Linked DNA regions of Homo sapiens: all the other regions are linked to region 2. A link is a loop called in an ENCODE intact Hi-C map of the cell type or tissue named here. Cell type or tissue: endothelial cell of umbilical vein. All regions are shown on one strand. Each heading gives the region's core, and the rest is flanking DNA. Links, peaks and the distances in the headings are about the cores only.

Region 1 (10,607 bases), core at 4,557-7,056, 170 kb after region 2:
TACTACCCTAATGAGGCAGGTAAAATTATTACCCCCATTTTATAGAGGAGGAAATTGGGGCACAGAGAGGTTAAGTAACTGGCCCAGGGTCACACAGCCAGGAAGCCCAAAAGCCAGGAGTTGGCTCACATTTTTAATCTCTGCACTCTGCTGCCTATGGATTTGTTGGTTTCCTTCTTTTTCCAATCATTAAATTATCCTAACAGTTTTATTGAGATATAATTTATATACCGTAAACATCACCCATTTTAAGTGTACAATTGAACAATTTTAGTAAACTTATCAAATTGTGCAACCATCACAACAAGCCAACTTTAGAGCATTTCTATCACCCTGGGAAAGATTCTTTGTGCCCTTTTGCAGTCACTGTTAGTTCCAACCTCTGCTTGAAGCAACCATTAATCTTTCTGTCTCTGTAGATTTGTCCTGGAAATTTCCTATACATAGAATCATACAATACGTGGTCTTTTGAGTCTAGCTTCTGTCACTTAACATGATGTATTTGAGGTAGATCCATATTGCAGCATGTATCACTCCATTCGTTTTTGTGATCTAATAATATTCCATTATATGGATTTACTGCATTTAGTTTATCCATTCACCAGCCGAGAGGCTTTTCCATTGTTTCCACTTTTTGGCTGTGATAAATAAAGCTGCTATGAACATCTGTGTACAAGCCTTTGACTGGACATATATTTCTCTTTCTCTTTAGGTATATGCCTAGGAGTGGAATTGCTGATTTGTGTGGTACATTTATGTTTACTTGTTGTAAAAACTGCTAAATCTATTTCCCAAAGTGCTGCACCATTTTCCATTCCACAGCCATGGATTTTATAGACTGTGAGGTCCCGATGCAAATCCTAGGGCCACCCATACAAGCAGACAGAGCCCAATTTAGGGTCCTGGAACCAACCTAGGTGTAAAATGAAGCCATCTGGGGATGGGGGGGACTGAGTCAAGCTCAGCCTCTCTGCAGCTTCTGATGTCTGAGAAACAGGTGGGCAAGAAATCAGCTGTTCTACTTTCTAATCCAGAAAAACATTGCCCTCTGGGACCTAGAGCACTTGTTAGGGGAAAATCAGCAAAGTGGCGATAACACCAAAAGGAAAAACAGAAACACACTGTGGAGACGTCAAGGGCGATCTCAGCAAAGGAAGAAAACCAGCTTGAGAAGGCAGCAGTAAAGGCAGTTGGCCTGCAGCTCCCATGCTCCGGAAGCCTTTAGTTCCCACTGCCAGCATCCTCAGAGCCCTTTCCGACTACCTCGGAGGCCAGCGAGAGGATAATGGGGTGATGGCAAGGGGGAGCCCCAGGACTCAGCTGCCTATGGCTCTGAACAGACAGTGCTGGTCCAGCCAGGGAAGGCCTTCTCCAGAGGGGCACTGCTGGAGGAAGGAAGGAAGGAACGCCGCTGCCCGCCTGCCAGCCAGGATAGCTCTGAGTGTCACCAGCTCTCCAGTTTGTGCCACATGTTATCTAAGGAGTCATTTCACTATTTAATAAAGAGATCCAGCTTTTGATAGAGAGAATTTGACATGTCTGGCAGCAGCTGCAAAGGACAGAACTTTATAATGATGGCCCGTGGTGGGTGTCTACACACACAACTGCCTGCCCAGCTTCCTCCTGACACGTCCCCTCACATGGGAGTGAAACCGACATGGCACTGCTGAAACACACAGAGTACACAGGGATGGCACAGGGGGCATGCCTTGCAGAATGGAATGGGCCTCTGCTTGCTGCTGAATGCCACGTGCTCAGGACAGGTGGTAACTGTACTGGGTCGAATTGCGTCCCTTCAAATTCATGTCCACAAGGACGCTGTGAAGGTGCTCCTATTTGGAAATAGGGCCTTTGCAGGTATAATTAAAGGGAAATGAGGTCATATCAGATTACAGTGGGCCGTAATCCAATGACTGGTATTCTTTCCTATAAGAGGGAAATTTGGGCACAGACACAGAGAAGACACCGTGTGAAGACACAGACACAGAGGAGAGAAACTCATATGAAGACAAAGGCAGAGGCTGGGGTGATACAGCTATAAACCAAGGGACCCCAAGTGTTGCCAGGAAACCCCCAGAAGCCAGGACAAAACAAAGTAGGATCCTTCCCTAGAGATTTCAGAGGGACCATGGCCCTACTAACACCTTGATTTTAGACTCGTGACCCCCAGAACTGTGAGATAATACATTCCTGTGGTTTAAAGCCACCCAGTTTATGGTGCTTTGCCAAGGCAGCTCCAGGAAATGGAACAAAAGCTGAGCCCAGGCTGCAGGTAACAAACTGTCCATGCTGGCAGGTGGCAGAGGGGGAAGGACAGGCAGAGAGGGCCGCATGGAGGAGGCACCTCCTTTAGTTGTGCCTGAGGTTCAGGCAGAAGGCCCAGAGAACAGAAGTGAAACTAGAGGCTCAGCATGGCTCCTGGTAGAATTGGCTTTAATGGCTCAAGTTTTTTCATCTTTGCTTCCTCCAACTTGCCTGGAACAGGTACTGCACACGGTAGGTGCCCATTACGTGCTTAGTGTTTATGGATGAGCTCTGCATGTGGGAAAACAAACGACATGATTGGCCAGTTGGCCTGGAGAGAGCTAGCCCAGCTTTATTTAAAAAGCCATTCAGAGGCGGCTGCTATGTGCTGAGTTGGCAGAGAAGCATCAGGCCTCTGAAAGTCAGCAATAAAGAGTCGGCTTACCGAGGCCACATGCTGAGCCCATAATCCCACTTCAGAAGCTGTAGCTTTAGCCTGAGCATGACCCGACACATGAAATTGCTTGGCTCTTCCCAGTAGCCAGAGCCACGGAGCACAGGAGTGAGAGGCCAGCCACAGAGGAGGGTGGATATCTGTGTACCGCGTGGGATTCTGTGTGTCGCAGCGCCAGGCCTGGCATAGAAGTCAGTGGTCAGCACTGGGGCTGGGGACTTGACTGAGCTGTTGACAGGCCTGTTGATCACTTGCCCAGTGGCCTGCCACCTCCTGTTAGGAGCTAGCTGGTACCGGGCAGGGAAGTCCCTCTGTGAGGATCTAGCATGACCAGTCCACTGAAATTCCTTCAGGCACGTAGAGGACTTTATAGTCTACCTGGCTTCCTCCCAGGACCCAGGGTGGGTAAGTCTCTTCACTTGGCACTGTGGGGTGAGGGGATATCACACAGCCAAGCTGGACTGGAACCCTGGCCGTTTGTGCCCACAGAACCTGGCTGCTGCTTCACAGGATGCTGTGGGCTGCATGAGAACTCAAGGGCCAGTCCCTACTGCTCCTCCACCGGCCCCTGGATCTGCTTCCCCACCGGCCCCTCAGTCAGCTTCCCCAACTGCAAGGCCTTAGGGTGCTGAGCAGGGAATGGTTTGGAGCGATCAGAGTTTGTAGTGAGTGGGACCATTCATAGCTTGATGCTGAGACTTCAGCTCCTTGAGGAGGCTCTGAGCATTGACTATGTTTGCTCTGGGCAGCTGTGAACCCACATGAAGCCAATAGCAGCAGGCAGGACCACTATGTGGGGACATGCTGGTAGCTCTGTTACCCTCTCTGTTTCCCAGGATTGGCTCAGCTAGGCAGCTGGTGAGCTAGAGAAATGGGAATGACCCTCCACATCAGCCTGACACCGGGTATTAAATCACTGCACCAAGTATGTCAACACAACGCCCAGGTGGCCGCTGGACAATAAGGCCACAGGGCCCCAGAGAGTGGCTGGACTTTGCTGTCTCGTCTGTACCTTGTGTGAGAGCTTGAGACTCAGAGGAGCCCGTGGGGCACATGGAGGTGAACTTAGTCCCAGATACATTGTATGGACGTGGTCATGGGACACCAGTACTCAACAGGTAGGTGCTCTCCAGGGGGGCCCATGACACAGGCCTGGCCAGGGAAGGCCCTAGGGACTTTCCAGAACTGGCCTGAGTTCCCGGCTTCCTAAGAGGAACAATGCCGGGAGGAAGGGAGCAGTGGGACCCCAGCCATAGACAGTACATCCTGTCCATGGGCTCACAACAGGCTTCGAAATAAACAAGTGTTGTTGTCCCCAGTTAAACTTCTGTTTCCCTTCCACAGGGAACTCTCAGCTGCAGGCTCCTGGCCTGAGCAGACCTTCTCAGAATGGCCAAAGTGCCTGTCCTCAGGAGCCAGGACTCCAGCTCAATCTTAGCTACAAGACTCCAACCAAAATCTTGGGGGGGATAGAGGCCACATTCTGTCCCTGCAGGAGGCCTCTCAGGCTCCCTGAGAACCTGTTTCTAGTTCTCTAGTGGATTTCAGTTGACAGAACTCTCTACTTCAGCATCCCTGGGTCCCAGGGCTGAAGCTGCATCTAAGAACCTGAGCCCTGAAGGCCAGGGCGGGTTTGCTGACAGAGGCGCAGGGCCATCTGATGTCAGACCTGAAAGGGCCCCAGGGCCAGTCCAAGCCTAGACCATCTCCACTGTGGGAGAATAGGGGGTAGGTCTGGAGACAGAAAGGGGTCCTCTTTCTTTCTACATGGGTCTTGGCTGTGCAGTTACTGGCCCGATGACCACACTGGGCCTGGGACTCTATGCCTCCTCTGCCTTGGTTGGCATAGTGAGGAGTGACCAGAATCCTCCCCTTCCCCTACCCTAAGCAGCAGCCTGGGTGACTGGGGCAGGGCAGCTTCCCTGGCTGAGTCCATTGTTTTAAAGGACAATCCTCTCCCCCTCTCCCCTCCCTGGTGGTCTGCCATCAGCCTAGGCACAGAAAAGAACATCACTAACACAGGCTGGAATGGGTCACAGGCACAGGCTTTATCAGGCGACAAGGATCATTGATTGGCCATGAGTCGCAGTCCTGTGGGTGAAGAACAAGCCACAGATACTGGAGCATCAATATCTGGGGGTCTTTGTGATGGTGTCCAGAGAGTCCAGACCACTGAGGAGGTGGCGTCCACAGTGGATGAATACACAACGGGCAGGCCAGGTTCTGCCAGTGACCCCAAGCAGAGCACCAGCCCCTGTGGCCACCTACCCCGCTGTGCCCTCTGCTCCTATGTCACTTGACCCAAAGCAGGTGGGGAGCAGGAGGCAGGGAGCCAGCATCAGGGTGCAGAAAGGGCAGGGAGGGGACAAAGCCCAGAGGAGAGCTGGAGCCACCTCTCGGAGGAAGACCTGGCCCCATCCCCTCCCCACTCCTACTGAGACCTTCCGCTGCAGTCAGCAAGGGATGCAGGGCCCGGGGCTGAGTGCTGGGAAGGAGGGGCGGGTGTGAAGGGGGAAGGCAAATGGGTGGAGCCGGTGCTGGAGCTGTCCCAGAGCTGGCTCAGAGCCCTGGGGAGGGAGCTGACCCTCTGAGCCTGGGTTAAGACGGAGGAGGAGGGAGTCAGCTCTCGACCCCAAAACCACCTGTTTCCTCTCACTCTAGCACTGGTGGAGGGGAAGCTGCTCAGGACAGGGCGCCACAGCTGGAGAGGGACGTGATCAGATGCAGGACAGAGCAGACAGGTCCTGGCACGGGCCAGGAGCTGAGACACTCAACACTGATGGCTGCAAACCACCCGCACCATCAGCCGGGGGCTCCCTCAGGGCTGGCTTTGGTGTCTATCAGAAAAGGGTCTGAGGTCCTAGTCCCACCCGCTCAATGCTTCTGCCAGGCAGGACAGGGCCAAGGAGCAATAGTGGTTGCATTTCCTTTAAAACTACTGTTTCATTAAAAAACAAAACAAAACAAAACAAAAAACTAGCTCTGAACATGAAGAATTATATCCAAGAAAGACACCTTGACATTTTTTGCTTTATTAAACATCATTCACTGAGAATTTCCAAAGCACTGTGTGGTGCCTAGACCTGTGTACCAGCGCTCTGGGGGTCGGGAGAAGTCTAAGGCACGGGCCCTGCCCTGGCGCACGGCTCCTTCTCCCTGGGAAGGCAGCTCCACTGGTGAAAGGCCACTGACCAAGTCCAGACCCTGAGGACGACGAAGGCCTCGGGGCAGAAGCCTGAGAGAATCATGCCCCACTGGCAGTGGGAGGCGGTGCAGGCTGGGAGCCCTGCCCAGGCCCCAGGCTGAGCTGTGGGGAAAGCTATGACCCAGTTTGCTGAGAGCTGCAATGACGAACATTGGCTCTGTGCCCAGAGGCCCAAGAAGGCCATGGACTGGGCTGGCCTTTCCTGGGAAAGGGGGAAGGAGGAAGAACTGGGGCCTAGCAGGGCCGTCTATACCCTGGAGAGGCAGGGCCTGACTTCTCCCTTTAGAGCTTGCATCAAGAGGAGGCTCAGGAGAGAGAGACTTGCATCAGAACACTCCAGACAGCCGATCTCCCACTCAGTATTCCTCTCCTGGGAGACCCACCCAGACCCTGCAGGCCCCTGGCAGCCACGAGGAGCAGAGGCCCTGGAGTAATTTGGCTTGGGGACGTCCCCACCCCAGGCCCAGGCCAGTCAGTCACCCAGGCTACAGCTTAGGGTAGGGGAAGGGGAGGATACCGGTCACTCCTTCTTACTATGCGAACAGAGGCAGAGGAGGGATAGAGGCCCAGCCCCAGTTTGGGTCTGTGCTGGGGCTGGCAGAACCCGTGGGCATGAAGCTTCCCTGCCCCATGTGACACCTCGCTACGGCCCCACATGTCTTGCTTCATCCTTGGGGCTGGGCTTCTGGTTGGCAAGGCATCCCCACACCCTCCCTCCCCTTCATGTCCACGGGGAATAAGACACATTGGGCTCTGGCTCCTAGGGTGAGAGCCGCTCCCGCAGCCCGCAGGCTTCTACTTTGGCCCCACAGCCCCGGAGAAAATGGAACCATGCAGTTCTGGGTGCTGTGACCCAGGCTTCTGCCTGGCCTCCCCTGGGGGTGGGGAGGTTCTGACCCTGCAGGGCCCAGTCCCTTCCCTTCACACCGATGTCCCCACAGACAGGCCTGCTGGGCCAGGGGCCAGCATGGAAGGGTCAGAAGAGGCTGGGGGCGGCCTGGGCTGGTGTATCGTGGTCCTGGATGTACTGCAAGATGTCCATCTCGTCCATGGCTTGGATCTGCTCCTGCGGCTTCTGCTGCCCAGCCACAGCTTCAGCCGGGCCCGCTTTGGGGGGAACAGCTGGTTTTCTGGGTATCACCGGCTTAGCTGCCACTGGTGGCTTGGGCTTAAGCTGGGGCTTGGGTTTGGGCTCAGCTCCCAGGTTCAGAATCTGGTCCAAGTCCTCTTCAACTCTAGGGAACCACAGGGAGGAACCCTGAGCATAACACTGCCACCCCGTGACAGGAACAAGACCCCAGGCAATGCCAGTGCCCACACGGGGCTGGGCAGCGGCAGGGAGCCCAGCCTCGGCCAGGTCAAGGCCCCGCCCTGCTCTGCCCCATTCCACTCTGGCCCCTCCACCCATCCTGCCCAGAGGAGACACGAAGGCCAGGGCTCTCCTTCCCTCCCACCCACAGCAAAGCAGGCACAGGGCAGGCCCCACGCAGCCTCCTGAGAGTTGCTCTTCAGGTGACCCCACTTGACACACGCTGCCTTCTGTAGGGGGCTTTCCCTCCAATCCCTTCAGAAATAACCACCAGCTACTATGTACAGAGTTCCCGCTCTGTACAGCACTTCAGACACGTTATCATATCTTATCCTCAAAACGCCACTCTGGGGAGGCATGACTGTGCTTCCATCACGCAGATGAGGACGCTGGAGTCCCAGGAGGCCGAGTGACCTCGAGGGGATGGTATGTGACAGTGCCTTTGTTGGAAGGAACAGGACATCGGCCCTTAGAAGCTGAGCCCTCATCCAAAGCAAGTTCAGCCAGAGAAAGAATAACCAGGGGCGCTGAGCCATGGTGGTACAGGCTTGGCCCGCCCACAGTGCCCCGCTGTGGGCCACACGGGTGCCAGACGGAACCCAGTGAGAGCTGAGGATGGCCTCGGCCAGGGCCCACCAAGACTCTGTCATGACCCCAGACCTCTAATCTCCCACTGGTGGGTGGGCAAAAAGCCCTGGCAGTGTTACGGTCACTCAGGACCATCCCTGGGTACTGAGGGCAAGAAACAGGCCAGGCCACTGATTCTCCAGAACTTGATTTCTGGAGACCAGATGCACAGTGGAAGACTCATTCAATCCATTCCACCCACTCAGCTCTGTGCTGAACACCCGTGATGGCCAGACATTTCCACATTCATTAACCCATTCAATAATCTCCAAACACTGTGTGGTCGCAGAGATTAGCCCCGTTTTACAGCTGAGAATACTGAGGTGCAGAGAGGCAAAGGGCCTTGCCCTGAGACCCACAGCTAGTGTGAGGATGAACAGGACTTGGCCTGCATGTGGCTGGTTCTCTGGGGTGTGTTCCCCTGGCTGGGGCACCTAGACTCCAGTGTCACGGCGAGGTTTTCCCTTGTGCTAACGGGCATCTCTACGTCTATCGCTCAGCCATGCTGGAATCAGGTGAGTGAAGGCAGAAGACCTGTAGCACCCACTTGGTCTCTACAAGCTTCGGCTTCCTCATCTACAAGCAGGAGTAACAGTGTCACTGGCACTGCTGCACGGAACTGTACACAGAAGCACAGCACTGCAGGAGGAGAACTGGCTTCCGTTCCTCACCCTGCAACTCCTCCATCAGGCAGCCTCAGGCCACTCCTCCTCCCTGGTCCTCAGTCTCTTCTATAAAGTGGGATTGTACTTGCTCTACCATCCTCACAGGGATTCTTACAAGGATCAAATAAGACAACACAAGGAAAGTAGTTTCCAAATGTACAGGAAGGCTGTATGTACTGATGTCTACTGACAGCCACAGGGGCTGAGCAAGTGGGCATAAGACACAGAAAAGCAGTGCCTCCACCTACAATGAGGGACACCCCCCAGCCCAGTCAGACAGGGGCCACATAATTGCAAAGGCCTGGAAAGAAGGTGTTGAAGTCCAGAGAAGGGAGTGAGCCCTTGGGCCAGAGCAGGCTGGGAAGGCCTCCTGGGAAGGTGGGTCTTTTCAGAAGGGTGAGCCTGGCATGAATAGGGGAGAGAATTCTGAAGAAGGGAGCAGACAGCAGAGGTCTGGAGGTGGGAATGAGAATGAACAGGAAGAACCAGGCAGGCTCATGAGCAGCGGCTTCTTGCCCTGGGGCAGGGCCGGGCAGGGGTGGGGATAGAGAGGCGATACCTCTGATCAGGACAACTCCTGGCACTACCAGAGAGCCTGTGTGAGTATGGAGGTGTCCAGCACAGCACCCCCAGGGGTGGATGCCTGCCTGGAGCCAGCTGTGGAAGGAGCTCCGGACACCCTGCCTGCTTCCTGGCTCAACCTCCTGTGATGGGGCACAAACCCCAGAGAGAGAATTCAGAGTCTGTTTGGATGGCAGAGAAATGAATAAAAGGTGTCCTTCTTGAACAAACCCAGAGGGACTGGCCCAAGCCGGGCCTTCATAGACAGACCAGCTGTCTTGGGGTAGAGGTGATTTCAGGAGGTGTCACTCATGGCCAGTCTGCTCCTGGCCACCTCAGGTCAGATGTTCCGGAGCTCCCTCCAAGTGGCAGCCCTTCCTTGACTCCCCCAGGGCAGGTGCCAGCTCCACTGGCATGATGCAGCCTCCATTGAAGGCTGAGGGTACCTGGGAAAAGCTCAAAGGGACTGAATTATCCTCAAATAGGGGCCCTTTGGAAAATAAAGCAGCCGCTAGAGGCTTATGTCAGATTTCAGGATTAGCCTGCTTGGCAAAGCAGTGACTCTTTGGAACTAATCAGCAGCTGGATTTGCTCCCAGGTGGGTGGTGTACACGGGTGGTCAGCCACGGTGGGAGGCAGCATAGCTGCTCTTGGGACACAGGAGGCTGCAAGGCACCCCTTTTCCAAGCACCCTATTTCTGAGTCATGACTAGGACTAGCTCTCACTAGCGCAAGGTCCAGCTCTTTTCTCCTCCAGGCCCAGCTGGTGTGAGGTCAACCAGTGGGGGGTAAGGGAGCTCTAAGACCCTGGCCCCATTCCTTCTCCCTGGGTTCCTGCGGAAGACAAGACTCACCTAAACATCTAGACTAGAGGCCCTGCCCTGGTGTGGCTGCACAGCCAGAAGGAACAAAGCCTTCTTAGCCTCGACCCGCTCAGTGTACACCCCACGCGGCCTCAGGGTGGCTGAGGCTAGTGACAGAATGAACGAAGGGGTGAAAGCATGAATGAATGAATGGCTATCAGAACATTCTTTATTATGAGGAAGTCCAACTACTCCCTGGATAGTCACAGGGCAGACACAAAGAATGAATGTGGTTCCTGCTCTCAAGAAGCTAATCCCAGTGTTACGGCTCTTTTTGAATTTGTCTGAATTTAAAAAAAAGAAAAGCAGTTAATCCTTTCATTAGCAGATGTCTGCTAAAGTGAAGGTGGGGGTGCGGGACCCACACTTTTTGAGCAGGGACTCCCCAAGCGCTCTGCGGGATGCTAAGGGGCACCACAGAGTGGGGGGCCCAGGGATGAATGAGAACGTGAAGTGCCATGTGGTGCTGGCCCGCGCACTACGAGCCCTGCTTTTTGTGGCATTTCCCCAATTCATCAGCCACAGAGCCCCTTTGAAGATAGCCTTTGACCACCCCACTGTACCACGTTCTGCAGAACACAGGTTGGGAAGTAACGGATTTAGAATAAACTAGGCCAGAAAGGTCCCACGAGAGCCACCCCACTGGGACACATGGACTCCTAGACATGCTCGGCCTGGC
Region 2 (9,879 bases), core at 1-2,500:
TCCTTTAATCTTAATCTTTAATCAATCTGGATTGTATTTCTAAGGTCTTTTTCACGTGAGTTTCAGTAGACTTGGAACTTCAGTTTTCAAAGTCAAGTGTGTATTAGAATTACACGGAGGGCTGGTTAAAACACAGATGGCTGGGCCTAACCCCACAGTTTCTGATCCAGTAGGTCTGGGCTAGGGCTTAAGAATTTGAATTTGTAGCAAGGTTCTAAGTGATGACAAGCTGCTGGTTGGGACCACACTTTGAGAACTACTGGCTTCGAATAAGGGAGAGTCCTTGTCAGTGTACAGAGTAGGGAGGTGGTTTCCTATGAAAATAGATTAAATTCCACAGACTTATGGTGCTATGCCCTGCAGTCTTGACTTCCTTACACAACGGAGTACATAGCTTCCAGAGAGCTTTCCTTCTAAGATAAGCCACACATAACTCCTATCTTCTCTTCCCTACATTCTTCTGCAAAAATGGGTTTAATGCCCTTCTAGAGATTCATTTCTTTCTTTCCTTTTTAAGAGACAGGGTCTTGCTCTGTCGCCCAGGCTGGAGTGCAGTGGTGCCATCATAGCTCACTGAAGCCTCAACCTCCTGGGCTCAAGCAATCCTCCCACCTCAGTCTCCTGAGTAGGTGGGACTACAGGTGTGCCCAGCTAACTTTTAAATTTTTTTTTGTAGAGACAAAGTCTTGCTATTTTGCCCAGGATGGTCTCGAACTCCAGGGCTCAAGCAGTCCTGTTATATCCTCCTCCGAAAGTGTTGGGATTACAGGTATGAGCCACCAGGCCCCAACCTATTTCTGCCATTCCTGAATTCAGAATGCAACAGCACTCTAATTTAATCAGCGTTGGCACCTACTTTGTGAACTCTGATGAGGTGGGAATACAAAAGCAATAAAACACAGTCCTCCCCCTCCAGGAGCTCATTCACAGCCTGGTGGCCCCCTGGCAGTTGCAAGAAGGCATCCACCAAGACCACAATTATAGCATGATGTAATGGAGGCATTAGGCAAGGGCACGACAGGAGCCTAGGGCACAGGTACCTATTTTTGCCCGGGAAGATGGGGAAGGTGTCATGGAGGAGGAATCATTTGAGCTAAATCTTAAGCAGGAGTGGGTGATGTGTAGGTGGAAAAAATCTTGGGGGTGGGGTGGGGAGGGAGATAATTGGGCCATTGGCACATCGAGGATACATACAGCTTCTTTATGTTACTGTAGGGCCTCGCCTCTGGGAATAAAGCTGTCTTGGGTGAGAACTACTTTCTACTTTTAGTCCCTCTAGCGTATATTTCTTCAGTCAAGAAGAGTGGTATTACCTAGCCAAGTAAAACACAGCCTCTCCTCTTCGCTCCCTGTTCACAAAACAAGGAGCATCTATCTGGCAGGCCAGGAGAGGGGGTTGGTGATGAAGATTTCATTGTTTCCTCTGTGCCTTCCAGGGATGTGATTCAGACACAGGACTAGCTTTGTGATCCCTGTGCTCCGGAGAAACCTCCACCCTGGCCTCAAGGAGGCTGTGAAACCAAAAGGGACCTTGGGTGCCAGCTTGCTGGGTCCTTACTTACTTGGTCCATCTTCTGGCTGGAAGGAGCACCTGGGCTCTCAGAGTGCCCCCCGACTCTCAGCAGCTCCTTTTCTGGCCCAAGAGGTAAGAGTCTGGAGGACCCCAGTTCAGTTTCTTCCTGTTTATTCTTTTATCGTTGACTATAAGATTGTGAACCTAGCACAATGCTAAGAGCTTGAGATACAGCAGCTAAACAGACAGCCACTATCCTTACCCTTTTGGAGTTTTTAGCATAGTGGTGTGCCTAAACAAGTCATAATCATGATGATGATGAGAGGGTATTACACAGGGCATGACTACCAGAAGGTGGGCTCATTGGAAGCCATTTTAGAAGCAGCTGACCACAGTCTCTCTGGGGCGGGCACCATTATCCTCACTTTACTGATGAGGAAACTGAGCTACACAGGGGTCGAGCAACTTGCCCACGGTCACAAAACTTACACAGGTTTGAACACAGGTAGTCTGGCTCCAGGAAAACAATCCTACATGTATGGTGGGATTCCAGTTTGAGAAAGCAAACTGCAGTGTGGAGGATGGATTAGAGCAGGGAAGCTGGAGGCAGGAAGATCAGTGAGGAAGACTTTTCCCTGGTTCCAGTAGAGATGAGAAGGCCTGAACCCAGGTGCAGATACGGGAAGGAGATGGCAGGTTGGAAAGATATTTAGGAGAAAGAGGGTGTGGGAACCTGAGTGGGAGGCACCAGGGTGATGCCCAGTACTCTGATTTGGGTGACTTTGAGGATGCTGACGCCATTATTTAAGATAAGAATAAGCAAAAGATGAGTAGATTTGTGGGGAGGGTACCCACGAATTTGGGTACCCACAAAAGATGAGTAGATTTGTGGGGAGGGTACCCACAAAAGATGAGTAGATTTGTGGGGAGGGACATATTTATTTAAATAATGATGCCATTATTTAAGATAAGAATAAGCAAAAGATGAGTAGATTTGTGGGGAGGGTACCCACAAATTTGGGTACCCACAAAAGATGAGTAGATTTGTGGGGAGGGTACCCACAAAAGGTGAGTAGATTTGTGGGGAGGGACATATTGAGTTTGGTTTTATAGATAGTGCAAGGTATCTCTGCAAATAGTCACTGTCCTTCTCAACCTCCTTCCCTCCCCCGACCCCCACATCACAATATGTGTACTTTCTCTACAGAGTTAGACTACAGTGTACTGTTCAGCAGGCAGAAAGGCCACAATCTATGGATGAAAGAAGTCCCCCTGCAGGGAGAGGACCTAGTCAGAACAATCTTCCTAGGAAGAAGAAAATCCTGGGATGGGAACTGTGGTCTTAGAAAGCAGACCTTACACAGTGGCTCACACCTGTAATCCCAGCACTTCAGGAAGCTGAAGTGGGGGCATTGCTTGAGGCCAGGAGTCGAAGACTAGCCTGGGCAACATTGTGAGTTCTCATCTCTACCAAAATAAAAAATAAAAAAAGTATCTGGGCATGGCAGCATGTGCCTGTAGTCTCAGCTACTAGGGAGGCTGAGGCAGGAGGATTGCTTGAGCCTAGGAGTTGGGAGTCTGTGGTGAGATATGAGAGCACCACTGTACTCCAGCCTGGGCAACAGAGTGGAGAATTAAAAAAGAATTAAAAAAAGACCAGAAACAGCAGAGAAAGGGGGCCTCCTTCCCCTCTCTGTCTGTTTTATTGAGGGAGAGTCTCACTCTGTCACTCAGGCTGGAGTACAGTGGTACGATTTTGGCTCACTGCACCCTCAACCTCAACCTGGGCTTAAGCTATCCTCCCACCTTAGCCTCCCGAGTAGCTGGGACTACAGGTACATACCACCATACCCAGCTAGTTTTTTTTTTTAAATGTTCTGTAGAGATGAGGTCTCATTATGTTGGCCAGGCTGGTCTCAAACTCCCGGGCTTAAGTGATCCTCCCACCTCAGTCTCCCAAAGTGCTGGGTTTACAGGCATGAGCCACTGCTCCCGGCCTCCCTCTCTGAGAACATGCTCTAGGTGTGTTGAAAGTATTTCTGGGTGGGGATAAGATGGGGAGGGGAGGTGACTTCTTTTCTACGTAGGTGACCAGGGTAGGCAGAGAGAGCCTATCAGGGCCGTCCAGGCCAGTGTATACTCTAGGAGAAAACATATCCAATATCCAGTTGTAAGTTCCACCTGGTGGATAATTAATTTTCTTCTCTAGGAACCTTCAAGAAAGTTCTGCTAAAAGCTGTAGCCTGGCTTTAGTGCTGCTGTGTATTATCCCTGCCTAGGCAGGTGGGAAGGGGAAATGGTTTCCTGAGGGTTTCCAGCATGGAGATTTCAGCTGGGATCAGAGCAGGTATCCCCAGGATAAAGGCACTCTGGGATGAGTCTTGGCCGAGTTGTTCAACCATCCTCTTTATAAGGAGATTCTTTTCCTCATTGCCAGCCAGAAGCCAGGATGCCTATATGACACTGTCTGGCCCAGTTGGATGGATTTCTGGGTCAGCTGAGAAAAGAGGGAGTTTTCAGGGTACAGGTTGTAACTGAAGGCTGGGAGAAGGGATGGGATGACCTGGGAAGTCAGTGGAGTTGGAAGGGACTGTGAGCTAGCTTAGAAGCTCCACAACAAGCGTGGGGCCATGTCCGCTCATTCACTGCTGTGTCCCTAATGCCCTATACAGTGCTTGACATCTCCTAGGACCTCAAATAGTAGTTGAATGAATGAGTTAATTAAATAAATTACAGAAATTTAGGAAGCATCAACTTCTAAGAGACCTGAGGAAGTGACAAAAGTTTGGAACAGCTGCCATAAGCAATGAGAGGAAGATGAGCTGAAGAATGGCTGTGCTGTGAGTACAGGGAAGTTAAGAAAGTTCTCTTTGGCTGGGTGTGGTGGCTCATACCTGTAATCCCAGCACTTTGGGAGGCTGAGGTGGGCAGATCACTTGAGGTCAAGAGCTGGAGACCAGCCTGGCCAACATGGTTAAACCCCGTCTGTATTAAAAATACAAAAATTAGCTGGGCGTGGTGGCTTATGCCTCTAATCCCAGCTATTCAGGAGGCTGAGGCACGAGAATCGCTTGAACCTGGGAGACAGGAGGCAGAGGTTGCAGTGAGCCAACATTCTGCCACTGCATTCCAGCCTGGGCAACAGAGCAAAACCAGAAAAAAACAAAGAAAGAGAGAGAGAGAGAGGGAGGGAGGGAGGGAAGGAGGGAAGAAAGGAAGGAAGGAAGGAAGGTAGGAAGGAAGGAAGGAAAAAGAAAAGAAAAGAGAAAGAAAGTTCATTCTCCTTGAAGGCCAGGCTTTGGGCACTGGCAGCACCCATGGAGAAAAGGGCTTCTCTGTACCCCCATCTCCACAGTGTGCTTTGGCCCAGCAAGGTCCTGGGGGAAGTACTCCTGGTAATCCTGAGAATCAGATAGCAGGAGTGCATTTCCAGGGCTGCAGGCCACCCTCCACAGGACCACCTGGGTGGCTAGTGTGCTCAGTGCTGGTCACCAGGGGCTGACCTTCAAGTGTCAGAGGAAGCTGGGAAGTTTTGGATCCTGGATTGAGAAACTGGCCTGTGTTTTTAACTCTAGGAGTCATGATCTGAATGTGAAATTCCAAGGGCTACAAACACAGACCATGGGCTTTTATGACTCTGGGTGACCTCTATCCTCTGGCTGTCATTTGGGGATATTTTTCTTCTCCTTTTAATCCTGAAAAGGAAAGAAAAAATGTTACAAGAAGCAAGTTACTCATCACTTTGTTAAGGATTGATTCCATTTAATTCCAGAGCTTGTTTGACCCTTGGATAAACAATTGAAACCTTCTGGAGGTACCTAAAAGGAATGCAAGAATGCATTTGCCATTTAATGGTAGAAAAATTTTAAATGGGATTCTGATAGTATAAAAAATAGTATTTGTATAAGTGCTTAAAAAATCACTTGTAAAATATACGCTCTTCAATAATGGCCAAATATGGGAAACTCTGATGTTTGGTCACATAACCAGGCTGATTTTGCAAATGGGAAGATCCATCTATCCCCATTTACTTAGGTTGAGCAATCTTCTGGCTACAAATTTCCTCCAAAGATGTCTAGAATCATTGGCCAAATGGAGATCCAGACTAAATGCATAAGATAGCACCAACATAAGTTAGCCAGCTTGGGTTCTCTGAGGTGGGTTTAGCCATGCCAAAGGAGAATTGTTCAAAGTTTTAACTTTATGGGTAATGGTAGAAGTTACGGATTATATAGTTTGTCACCTGCCAAATCTGCAAGAACAAATAAAGATGAAATGCAATGAATGTATAAACAACTCAAAGGGAAAAAGTGCTAACCAGGTTTAGAAAGCCAAGAGTTTCCTAGCAGGCTGATATGACCTAATCTCTTTCCATGACATACTGACCAACTGGTGAGTAATTTCACCAGTAAACTAAGAAGTCAGAATGTCAAGCACGACCATGAAGGGGGTAACTGGAGGCAGAAGCAGCTGAGCCCCAGATTCACCCTGGGCCTCTGCAACCTTCTCATCCCCAGCTAGGTAATAGAAGAGATCAAAGTTCATGAAATTTGCTGGGGACCTCAAAAAAGAGGGTTAGGAGTGGAGTAAGAGGGGAATGTCTTCCTTTCTGTCATAACACATATCCCATTGTAATTTTAGTTTATTTCTTTTTTTTAGAGACTTGCTCTGTTGCCCAGACTGGAGTGTAGTGGCGTGGTCATAGCTTACTACAGCCTTGAACTCCTGGGCTCAAGGGATCCTCCTGCCTCAGCCTCCTGAGCAGCTAGGACTATAGGTGGGTGCCACCACGCCTGGCTAATTTTTACATTTTCTGTGGAGATGGGGGTCTTGATATATTACCCAGGCTGGAACCCATCATATCATTTCATCTCCTGCTGCTGCAGGACAGGCAGTGTGGTTTAGCTGGAAAATCAAGGACCACAGACAGAAGCCCAGTCTCTGTCTGTCACTATCTGCACATTCTTGGGCCAATTCCTCCTGCCCTCTACTGCCTCAGGTTCTTTATTTGTAAAATGATTTTGAAGATTAAACAAGATCAAACCAAATACTCGGCAGAGTGCCCAGCTTATTCTAAGTCCTCAATAAATCTCGATTCCTTCCCTTGAGTGGATTCATCAGAGTACCTTAAGCACAAACAGGAATGGAATAAATTTTGTTGACTACATGAGTATGGAACAATAACAACTCTTGTTTATTTAGGATTTTTTCAGTTGTAAGCTCCCCAGGGCATCATATCATACACATTTTTGCAGCCTCAGCATCTAGATCAGGGCCTGTCACATGGTAGGTTCTTAGTAACTATTAAGTTATCGAATTTTGACTTTAAAGGGGCCTTGATAATAGGCTGGGTGTGGCAGTTCACACATGTAATCCTAGGACTTTGAGACGCCAAGGCAGGTGAATCACTTGAGCCCAGGAGTTCAAGACCCGCCTGGGCAACATGGTGAAACCCAGTGTCTACAAAAAATAGAAAAAAAAAAATTAGAGGGGCTGGCAAGATGGCAGAATACGAACAGCTCTCGTCTGCAGCTCCCAATGAGATCAACGCAGAAGGAGGGTTATTTCAGCATTTCCAACTGAGATACCCAGCTCCTCTCATTGGGACTGGTTAGACAATGGGTGCAGCCCACGGAGGGTGAGCAGAAGCAAGATGGGGCATCACCTCACCCTGGAAGCACAAGGGGTCATGGAACTCCCTCCCCTAGCCAAGGGAAGCTATGAGGGACTGTGCCATGAGGAATGGTGCATTCAGGCCCAGATACTACGCTTTTCCTACTGTCTTTACAACCCACAGACCAGGATATTCTCTTGGATGCCTATACCAGCAGGGCCCTGGGTTTCAAGCACAAAACTGGGCGGCCATTTGGGCAGACACTGAGCTAGCTGTAGGAGTTTTTTTTCATACCTCAGTGACATCTGGAATGCCAGTGAGACAGAACCATTCACTGCCCTGGAAAGGGGGCTGACACCAAGGAGCCAAGTGGTCTAGCTCAGTGGATCCCACCCCCACAGATCCCAGAAAGCTAAGATCCACTGGCTTGAAATTCTCACTGCCAGCACAGCAGTCTGAAGTTGACCTGGGATGCTTGAGTTTGGTGGCAGGAGGAGCGTCTGCCACTACTGAGGCTTGAGTAGTCAGTTTTCCCCTCACAGTGTAAACAAAGCCACCAGGAAGTTTGAACTGGGTGAAACCCACAACAGCTCGGCAAAGCCACTGTAGCCAGACTGCCTCTCTAGATTCCTCCTCTCTGGGCAGGGCATCTCTGAAAGAAAGGCAGCAGCCCCAGTCAGGGGCTTATAGATAAAACTCCTATCTCCCTGGGACAGAGCACCTGGGGGAAGGGGTGGCTGTGGGCACAGCTTCAGCTGACTTAAACATTCTTGCCTGCTGGCTCTGAAGAGAGGATCAGATCTCCCAGCACAACGCTTGAGCTCTGCTAAGAGACAGAGTGCCTCCTCAGGTGGGTCCCTGATCCCCTTGCCTCCTGACTGGGAGACACCTCCCAGCAAGGGTTGACAGACACCTCATACAGGAGAGCTCCGGCTGGCATCTGGTGGGTACCCCTCTGGGACGAAACTTCCAGAGGAAGGAACAGGCAGCAATCTTTGCTGTTCTGCAGCCTCTGCTGGTGACACCCAGGCAAACAGGGTCTGGAGTGGACCTCCAGAAAACTCCAGCAGACCTACAGCAGAGGGGCCTGACTGTTAGAAGGAAAACTAACAAACAGAAAGGAATAGCATCAACATCAACAAAAAGGACGTCCACACAGAAACCTCATCCGAAGGTCACCAACATCAATGACCAAAGGTAGATAAATCCAAGAAGATGAGGAAAAGCCAGCACAAAAAGGCTAAAAATTCCAAAAACCAGAACACCTCTTCTCTTCCAAAGGATCACAACTCCTCACCAGCAAGGGAACAAAACTGGATGGAGAATGAGTTTGATGAATTGACAGAAGTAGGCTCCAGAAGGTGGGTAATAACAAACTCCTCTGAGCTAAAGGATCATGTACTAACCCAATGCAAGGAAGCTAAGAACTTTGAAAAAAGGTTAGAGGAATTGCTAACTAGAATAACCAGTTTAGAGAAGAATATAAATGACCTGGTGGAGCTGAAAAGCACAGCAAGAGAACTTCGTGAAGCACACAAAAGTTTCAATAGCTGAATTGATCAAGTGGAAGAAAGGATATCAGAGACTGAAGATGAACTTAATGAAATAAAGTGTGAAGACAAGATTACAGAAAAAAGAATGAAAAGGAATGAACCAAGCCTCCAAGAAATAGAGGGCTATGTGGAAAGACCAAACCTATGCTTGATTGTTGTATCTGAAAGTGACAGGGAGAATGGAGCCAAGTTGGAAAACACTCTTTAGGATATTATCCAGGAGAACTTCCCCAACCTAGCAAGGCAGGCCAACATTCAAATTCAGGAAATGCAGAGAACACCACAAAGGTACTCCTCGAGAAGAGCAACCCCAAGACACATAATTGTCAGATTCACCAAGGTTGAAATGGAGGAAAAAATGTTAAGGGCAGCCAGAAAGAAAGGCCAGGTTACCCACAAAGGGAAGCCCATCAGACTAACAGCGGATCTCTCTGCATAAACCCTACAACCCAGAAGACAGTGGGGGTCAATATTCAACATTCATAAAGAGAAGAATTTTCAACACAGAATTACATATCCAGCAAAACTAAGCTTCATAAGCAAAGGATAAATAAAATCATTTACAGACAAGCAAATGCTAAGAGATTTTCTCACCACCAAGCCTGCCTTACAAGAGCTCCTGAAGGACCCACTAAATATAGAAAGGAAAAACCGGTACCAGCCACTGCAAAGACATACCAAATTGTAAAGACCATTGACACTATGAAGAAACTGCATTAACTAATGGGCAAAATAACCAGTTAGCATCATAATGACAGGATTAAATTCACACATAACAATATTAACTTTAAATGTAAATGGGCTAAATGCCCCAGTTAAAAGACACAAACTGGCAAATTGGATAAAGAGTCAAGACCCATTGGTGTGCTATATGCAGGAGACCCATCTCATGTGCAAAGACACACATAGGCTCAAAATAAAGGGATAGAGGAACGTTTACCAAGAAAATGGAAAGCAAAAAAAAAAAAAAAAAAAAAAAGCAGCGGTTGCAATCCTAGTCTCTGATAAAACAGACTTTAAACCAACAAAGATAAAAAAAGTAACAGAAGGGCATTACATAATGGTAAAGAGATCAATGCAACAAGAGAGCTAACTATCCTAAATATATATGAACCCAACACAGAAGCTCCCAGATTCATAAAGCAAGTTCTTAGAGACCTACAAAGAGACTCAAACTGCCACACAATAATAGTGGGAGA
Region 3 (9,092 bases), core at 705-3,204, 150 kb after region 2:
CCCGGCAACCAATCCGGGCCAGTAGCTGGGGCTGTTGGGATTCTGGAACAGGAACTGGGACAAGAAGGTGGAGGAGCTGTCCTGGCCCCAGGGGGAGTGAGGACACAGCAGTACCCACAGGTCCCACTCTTCCTCCCTTCCCCTGCCCTGGAGCAGGGAAGTACATCCCATGTTGGCAATCCTGCCAGCCACAGGCAGCCAACGGGTGCACGCTGTCCCAGCGAGCTGCCTGGGCTCGTGCCCAGTTAGGGACGTGGCCTGTGTCACCCCAATTGTCCAGGCCACCCAAGGCAGGCAAATGAGCTTTAGGTATTTTAAAATCAGATTTGGATACACACCAAACCGGGATGCTATCTCTGGAGGCAGGCTGGGATTGTGGACAGAGGTCAAAGGGGCTTTGAGCCTTATCTGCCATGTTCCATTTTATTTTCAAGGAAAATGTATTCATGGACTTCTTGTGTAACACACACACACACACACACACACACACACACACACACACTCTGTTTTTTTTTTTTTAAAGATCTGACTTTAAAAGCTTACAGTAAAAATAACAATTGTTTTACAAGAGACTCCAAACATGTTCTTCTTTGGAGGTGGGAGGTAGGGAGGGACTGCCTGATTAGCACTGTGCCCTTGATATGCCAGCATCAGGTCCAGCTCCTGTGCCTCAGTTTCCCCATCTGTTCCCCAGGGAGACAGGCCTGATAATCTCCAAGGTTCATTCAGCCCTGCCATCAAGTGACAAGAAGTTCCACTCTGTGAAGTCACAGGCAGCCTGTCTGCCTGCGTTCCTTGTGAGCCTTAGTTACAGCAGTGAGAGCTGATTCCAGATGCGAGCCCTCAGGGGCCTGAGAGTGGTCCCAGGGGGACCCCTGGGGGCTCTTTGGCCAAATCAGTTAAGCTTCCTTCCTGGGGAGAGTAATGCCAGGCCTCAGAAAGCTTCAACAGCCCAGCCTCTGTGCAGTCGGACCAAATGCTGGCCTTGTAGCCTGTTAGTCCCTTTTCTTGCCACGCTTGGGAATGAACAACTGTGATCTACGGGTGTCATTAAGACAGAGATGGTCTGGTTAGGGACACTGGCCCAGTGACCCTGCCCCTGGCACCAATCACTATGACAACAGCTCAATAGGGTCCCAAGGGCCTAAGAATCCTGCTTCCACTGAGGGCGAGGTTGGCTGAGGTCAGACAAAGAGGGATTAATAGAGCCCTGTTCTCGTTAAACCACAAAGCGCCATTATTACAAGTCGCAACGGCCCTAGCAGGAGATGTATCATGCTTTCAAGTCACAGAGAACCCAGCAAACCAAAGAGAATGGGTCCAGCATCAGCCACAAAGTCACCCTGGGGCCCAGAATCAGAGCAGGAGCAGAAAAATCTGAAATAACGCAAATGTTCAACAGACATTTGCGTAACACACAGACCAACCATAAAATAGCACGGATTGTGGACATTCAAATGATGATGCTGATTGTATTTTCTACATTAAAATCCTCATGATATGTGGAAACAAGTTCACAAAAACTGTAAATAAGCAACATTTTTGTTTAAAAACTCATATCCATATGTATAGACAGTGAAAATATAGAAGAAAAATCTTTTAAAATGTGAGTGGTTATCTTTGAAAAATGAGATTGTGTGTAATTCTTTTTCTTCCTTTGGTTTATCTGTATTTTTATAAAAAAATATATATTTCTCTTGTATTTCAAAATTTTTTTATTATTTTAAAAATTGGTGCAGAGAATTCTAGGGTGGAGTGGTCATTCTTTCCCTCTGGAGTCAAACTTCAGTTAATGAAACCCACAAGAGGGCACTGTTTCGGAGAGTTAAACTTTCTTTTTAACTAATATTTTATTAATTCAAGTACCAATACTTAAAAATTTGTTTTACATTGACCAGTGTATAAGAAAATTATTCTAAACAGTACTGCATATTCTCATGCCTTCTTGCAATTGAGTACAATGAAAATAGTTTATCATTAGCTTCATCATTGTGAAAGGTGCAGATTCTACCATATCACATAATATGCTGATCTTCAGGGCTATTGGCTAAGCAGAAGAGTTTGTATCTGCACTAAGCAGCTTCAGATTACTTCCCTTACTGAGTATCTAGACTTGCTTTTTATAATTTTCCAGTTTCTTTCACTACTGATAAACCATCAGTATCAGTATTCTGTAGAAACTCTTTGCCACTTTAATTTGGTGCTTCTAATCTGCCGTCATCTTGGAAAAACACACATGCTTGTTAGAAGTGTGAATAAACTAAGAGAACGCAGATCTGAGTGAGGGTTTGATATCGTTTGGCTGTGACCCCACCCATATCTCATCTTGAATTGTAGTTACCATAATTCCCACATGCTGTGGGAGGGACCCGGTGGGAGGTAATTGAATCATGGGGGCGGGTCTTTCCTGTGCTGTTCTCGTGGTTGTAAGTTTCACGAGACCTGATGATTTTATAAACGGAAATTTTCCTGCACAAGTCGCTCTTGCCTGCCGCCATGTAAGAGGTCCCTTTGCTCTTCCTTTGTCTTCCACCATGATTGTGAGGCCTCCCCAGCCATGTGGAACTGGGAGTCCATTAAACCTCTTTCCTTTATAAATCACCCAGTTTTCAAGTGTGTCTTCTTTTTTTTTTTTTTTTTTTTTTTTTTGAGACGGAGTCTTGCTCTGTTGCCCAGGCTGGAGTGCAGTGGCGTGATCTCGGCTCACTGCAAGCTCCGCCTTCCAGGTTCACGCCATTCTCATATCTTGTAAGTTATGTTGAAGAGTTTGGATTTTATCAGGGCAGTTGGGAGTTATTGAAGAATTTCAAGAAAGGAAGCAAGGGGCTCATATTTGTGTTTTTTGAAAGATTACTACAGCAAGGACAATTTTGTGTGTGGCGAAACTGTTGGCAGGAAGACAGAAAGATGTGGGTTTGGAAATACAAAGGAAAGGAAATTGGGCTGTGAGGAGATAGGTTATCAGGGATGTCATCCATGTGTTTGAATTTATCAGCTAGAAGAGAGCAAGACCTGCTCTCTTCTAGCTGATAAATTCAAACACATTCTCCTTTTAGGAGGAGCCATGCGGGGGGAATTTATTTCTGGCCTCTGTGCCAGAAAGAGCAACGTCTCTTCTAAACTACAGATACACTTTTATGTCATATGCCTGCAAATCTTATATTAATAAATAACTGTATTTCCCTCTTTGCTTTGGTCACTGGGAAGCTCTGTGAATGTAATTCTATGCACGGAATTTACTTTTGGTTTCATCGCAAGATGCATACTTTCATTTTGCTCAGAATTGTTTATTTATGGTATCTTTTTGTCTTATTCAAATTTTCAAAAGTGGCATCAAATTATTTTTGGAATAAAGTGGAGTATAAAAAAGAAGTTTTTAAAGTGTGAGCTTGAAAAAAACCGAAACATCAATAGCTCTTTAACAGATTCTCAAATCCTTATGATTGCTCATTTTGTATACAGTTTTTGAAATCTGATGACTGTTTTGGTATGGTCAAATTTGTCTATGTTAAATATTGTTTTTAAAAACTGGAAAGTCGATGACACCAAAAGCACAAGCCCATGAGGAAAAACTAGATAAATTGGAGTTCATCAAAATTTTAAAGTTTTGTGCTTCAAAGGCCACTATCAAGAAAGTGAAAATACAGCCCACAGAATGGGAGAAAATATTTGCAAATTATATATCTGATAAGGTTTATCGGGAATACATAAGAAGCTCTTTTCGAAAACTCAATAATAAAAAGACAACACAATATAAAGATGGGCAAAAGATCTAGATAGACATTTCTCCAAACAAGATATACAAATGGCTAATAACAAGCACCAAAAAAGATGCTCAACATCATTAGTCATCAGATACAAATCAAAACCACCATGAGCTGTCACTTCACATTCATGAGGATGGCTATCATTAAAAAGACAGATATTAACAATTGTTAGGGAGGAGGTGGAGAAATGGGAACCTTCATATCATGCTGGTGGGAATATAAGATGGCACAATTACTTTAGAAAACAGTCTGGAAGTTCCTCAAAAAGTTAAACATAGAATCACCATATAATCCAGCAATTCTACTGTTAGGTATATGTCCAAGAGAAATAGAAACATAGGTCCACACCAAAACTACACATGAATGTTCACAGCAACATTATTCACAATAGCCAAAAGGTGAAAAAAAGCCAAATGCTTATTAACTAATGAATGGATAAACAAAATGCGGTAAAGCTATGCAAAGAATTGTTATCCAGCCCTAGAAAGGAATGGCCCAGGTCTCCTGATACATGCTGCAACATGGATGACCCTTGAAAGCAGTATGCTAGGCGAAAGAAGTCAGAATTACCAAAAATCCACATATTACATTATCCCATATATATAAAATGTCCAGAATGGGCAAATAGAGAGAGATAGAAAGTAGATTAGTTATTGCTTAACGTTGAGGGGATAGAGAGATTGGGGTTTGATGGCTAAGGAGTATAGAGTTTCTTTTAGAAGTGATGAAAATATAAAATTGATTGTGGTAGTATTTGTACAACTCTATGCATGTAATACAACTATTGAATTTACACCTTAAGTGAGTGAATTATATGGTACATGAATTATATCTCAATGAAGCCGTTTTAAAAAACATAATGGAAGCCACCATGCTTGGCCTACTCAGTAGACTGTTAATGGGAACCCAGGTCCTACATGGCCCTCCAGAGATGGGTTCTAACTCCGGCTCAGCCGCTTCCCAGCTATGTAAGCTCCTCACACAAATCGCTTCATCTCCCTAAAATGGAGACAGCTATGCCTGATGCCCAGTGGGCCTGCACTGGGTCTAGAGAGTGCTGGAGCTCGGTAGGAGCCCAGTCCGCTGCTTCCCAGAGGGCCCTCCAAGACCCCTGCCCTCAGAAGGTGCCCAACATCCTAAATGAGTGGGGCCTGCAGATTCCCTTTTTGGAAATTAACAAGTGCTCTTGATGATGTTTAAATATTTAAATAACAATTCATCAGACCTTAAGGGGCTGAGAAACTCAGGGGAGGTTCTGGAAGGCAGGAGCTGCAGTGTAGCTGAGGATGCCTCTTTTGTCCCTGTTCCCCATGGAGCCTAGGGGATGGTCTAAGAGGCTGTCTACACTTCAGTGGTCATTCACCCCTCAGCTGCAGAATCAGTAGCTTTCTAGTCTACACCCCACATTCTGCTTCTCTCAGCCCCTGAATAAGGAGCCTGCTTTTAAAGACTGCCCCGGGACAGCCTTGGGCATGGAGTTCTCTGTCGTGAGATTACAGAAAGTCAGCATCAGGCCTCCTCGTGTTAGAGACAGGTCGACTGAGGTCCAGGGATAGGTGAGCCTGGCTCAGTGGCCTCTCAGCCCAATTCTCTGGAGGATTCCAGGACATGTCCTGAGCCACTCCAGTGAGCCAGGCTCTGCTCATGTTTCACGTGAGCACCTCCCTGAATTGCAACAACAAATCTGTGGAGTAGACATTGATTACCCTTTTTATAGATGAGAGCACAGAGACTGGCTCAAGGTGGCTTAGAGAGTGAGCAAGCTGGGATTCACATCCAGCCTGTCTGACAGCAAAACCTGTGTTCTTTGTTCTGGGCCAGTTCCCCCAGTTTCTTCATGCCAGAAGCCAAGCAGGTCGCAGAGGAGGGAAGATGCTTCCATCCCATCCCCTGAGAGAGACTCTGCCACGGAGTCTGGGTTTTCAGGATATTATTGGGCCTCACCTGGTTGCACTACCTGCCCTCCCATCCCCACTCCGACTCATTTCTCTCCCTAAACACCAGATTCTCTGCAGCCCAGGCTCCTTGAGGTTGGGAGCGTTCATTTAAAGTCCCACGGGAGAAAAGGAAAAAGAATCATGGATGTTCCCAGTTCCAGCCTTGAGTCTCTCTCTCAGGATGCCTTTTGTTGCCAAGAATGATGAAACAGATGTCTTGGCAATAGCTTCAAATGTTTCCTGCCAAACCAGGGGAGAATTTGTCTTCAGTTTAGATGCAGCCAAGACAGACAAGTCCCAGCTCTTATTATTCACAGGAAGTGCACAAACACACACGAGCTTCCCAAACCTGGGAGGCCCATGGCTCCCCAGCTTCTCCTCATCAAGATTTCAGCATCATCTATAGACACAGGTTGCACCCCCCACTTGCTTCATGCCTTCCATCCTCCACACCCTTCAGGCTTTCCATGTCACCCTCACCCCTCATCATCGATGACTCCAAGGCCTCGGCCTGGCAGGCAAGGCCACCTTCCTTTTGTTCCCATCATGTCCTAGGTAAACTTTTTGTTTTTGGTGGTGGCGGTGGTAAAATACACATCACATAAAATTTACCATTTTAACCATTTTAAAGGGTACAATTCAGTGGTGTTTAGTATATTTACAAAGCTGTACAACTCTTGTTGCTATCGACTTCCGGAATATGTCATCACCCCCCAAAGGAAAACCTATACCTCCCCGCACTCCCAGCCCCTGGCAACCAGCTACCTACCTTCTTCTGTCTCTTTAAATCTGTCTTTTCTGGGTATTTCATATAAATGGTATCCTACAATGTGTGACCCTTGGTGACTGGCTTCTTTCACTCAGCTGAATGTTTTCAAGGTTCATCCATGTCCTAGTGTGTGTCAGCACTTCTTGTACTAATACTTTAGGGCTGTTCTTTATGACTCAATAATATTCTGTTGGATGGATAAACCACATTTTGTTGATTTGTTCTTCCACTGATGGATGTTTATGTTGTTTCCACCTTTTAGCTATTGTGAATAGTGCCACTAGGAACATTCTTGCATGAGTTTTGTTCGAACCCCTGTCTTCAATTCTTTGGGGCATATACCTAGGAGTGGAATGCTGGGTCATACAGTAATTCTATTTTACTTCTTGAGGAACCACCACACTATTTTCCATATTGACCATACCATTCTACATTCCTATCAGCAGGGTATGAAGCTTTCAGTTCCTCTACATCCTCACCAACATTTGTTATTTTTCTTTCAAAAAAAAAAAATTCTAGCCATCTGAATAGATTTAAGTGGGTATCTCATTGTGGTTTTGATTTGTATATTTTTGACTAATGATTTCACTGAGCATATTTTCTTTTTCTTTGATTTAATAAAGTTTTATTTTTCTAAATGTACAGTTGGTTGGACCTGTTCATGCGTCTTCACCAGCAGCTGGTGCATCTCCACCCTTGGTATTTCTGGTATAAATTACTTGAACTCTGCTTTGAAACCAGTTTGATGAGTCCTTTGCTAAGGAGCTCCTGAAGGCTGCCCTGGCCAGGGAGACTCAAATCTTCAGTCTCTCAGACACCATAGCTGGGGTTATAAGTTTACAGTTGGGAACTTCCTTACAGGGTTTGTCTTAGGTAGTTTTGTCAAACAAAACTAAGTTATTGGGCTTGTCCCGAACTATGTCTTTGGAGCACTTCTTCTTTTTGGCCTTGTCCCCGGATTTGCTCACTGGGTCTTTGTCTTTCCTGGCCAACTTTCCAGCGTCTTTCTTCTTCTTCTTGTCCTTGGGTGGCATTGCAAAGCTCAGAGAGCAGCGGTGAACGCTACAGCCTCGCTAAGATGTCAGACAAAAAGACACTGAACATATTTTCATGTGTTTGTTGTCCTTTGTATATTTTCTTTGAATAAATGCCTATGTAAATCCTATGCCAATTTTTAAATTGGGTTATTTGTTGTTGAGTTGTAGGAGTTCTTTATATATTCTAGACACTAGATCCTTAAACGATATATGGTTTGCAAACATTTTGTCCTATTCTTTGTGTTGTCTTTCACTCTCTTGATGTTGTCCTTGGAAGCACAAAAGTTTTTAGTTTCGATAAATTCATCAATTTATCTTTTTATTTTTTTTTGGCCGCTTGTGCTCTTGGTGTCATATCTAATAATCCATGGCCAAATCTCAGGTCATGAAGACTTACCCTATATTTTTATTAAGAGTTTTATAGTAATAGCTCTTATATTTAGGTCTTTGATTTATGTTGAGTTAATTTTTGCATATGGTATGAGGTAGGGTGCAACTTCATTCTTTTTTTTTTTTGAGACAGAGTCTTGCTCCATCGCCCAGGCTGGAGTGCAGTGGTGTGGTCTCAGCTCACTGCAACCTCCACCTCCCAGGTTCAAGCAATTCTCCTGCCTTGGCCTCCTGAGTAGCTGGAGTTACAGACACCCATGACTATGCCCAGCTAATTTTTGTATTTTTAGAAGAGACAGGGTTTCACCATGTTGGCCAGGCTGGTCTCAAACTCCTGACCTCAAGTGATCTGCCCACCTCAGCCTCCCAATGTGCTGGGATTACAGGCATGAGCCACCACACCTGGCCTCTGACTTCATTCTTTTACACGTGGATGTCCCCTCCAATACAATTTCTTGGGAGGCTATTCTGCATGGAATGGTCTTGGCACCCTTGTCATAAATCAAGTGCCACACGTGTATGAGTTTATATCTGGACTCTTAATTCCATCCAGTTGATCTATATGTCTATCCTGTGCCAGTGCCACACTGTTTTGATTACTGTAACTTTGTAGTGACTTTTGAAATTGGGAAGTATAAGTCCTCCAACTTTGCTCTTCTTTTTGAAGATTGCTTTAGCTATTCAGGGTCCCTTGTAATTCCATACAAATTTTAGGATTAGCTTTTCCATTTCTGTAAAAACATCACATTGGGATTTTGATAAGCATGGCATTAAATCTGTAGATCTATTTGGAGATTACTGTCATTTTAACAATATCAAGTCTTCTAATCAATGAACATGGAATGTCTTTTTATTTTCTTAAATTTTATTTAATTTCTTTCAGCGGTGTTACATAGTTTTCAATGTTCAAGTCTTCCCCTCCCTTTGTTAAATTCATTTCTAGTTATTTTATTGTGTTTGGTGCTATTGTAAATTGAATCGTTTTCTTGATTTTCCTTTTGTAGTGTGTATAGAAATATAACTAATTTTGTGTTAATATTGTATCCTTCAACTTTGTCAAATTCATATATTAGCTATAATAGTTTTTTTGTAGATTCTTTAGTATCAGCTACATGTAAGATCATGTCATCTGCAAATAAATGTGGTTCTCCTGCTTATTTTACTATCTAGATGTCTTTTTTTTTTCTTGCCT

Evidence for each region. A loop is a pair of places that touch in the nucleus more often than their neighbours do. Peaks named below come from ENCODE experiments on the same cell type or tissue, not always from the same donor. Only the 100,000 strongest peaks of a DNase experiment are listed, where the experiment ranks them.
Region 1: a loop joins it to region 2, with 4 times the contacts of the local background. A loop is called at or near these places in 39 of 110 quality-filtered maps.
Region 3: it touches region 2 in a loop (8-fold over the local background); 49 of 110 quality-filtered maps call a loop at or near these places.

What each region holds. Positions count from the first base shown.
Region 1 is chr2:20,612,108-20,622,714 of GRCh38, forward strand. It overlaps HS1BP3 (HCLS1 binding protein 3), which reads right to left. Exons shown (of 7, transcript NM_022460.4): 7 at 5,711-7,138. The coding sequence ends at 6,880. Among named protein-coding and RNA genes, the nearest start is that of HS1BP3-IT1, 25 kb to the left of the region's middle. RefSeq lists enhancers at 2,849-3,801, 4,716-5,607, 5,992-6,101. In endothelial cell of umbilical vein, for the core only: a CTCF peak has its summit at 5,920; DNase peaks (open chromatin) are centred at 5,284 and 6,034; H3K27ac peaks cover 2,126 bases.
Region 2 is chr2:20,451,303-20,461,181 of GRCh38, forward strand. No RefSeq gene overlaps it. Among named protein-coding and RNA genes, the nearest start is that of RHOB, 9.2 kb to the left of the region's middle. In endothelial cell of umbilical vein, for the core only: a CTCF peak has its summit at 1,384; DNase peaks (open chromatin) are centred at 179, 909, 1,139 and 2,109; H3K27ac peaks cover 1,558 bases.
Region 3 is chr2:20,599,148-20,608,239 of GRCh38, forward strand. It overlaps a transcript of HS1BP3 not described here and the pseudogene RPS25P3. Among named protein-coding and RNA genes, the nearest start is that of HS1BP3-IT1, 11 kb to the left of the region's middle. RefSeq lists an enhancer at 1-662. In endothelial cell of umbilical vein, for the core only: a CTCF peak has its summit at 1,787 (motif pointing right); DNase peaks (open chromatin) are centred at 818, 1,934 and 2,434; H3K27ac peaks cover 661 bases.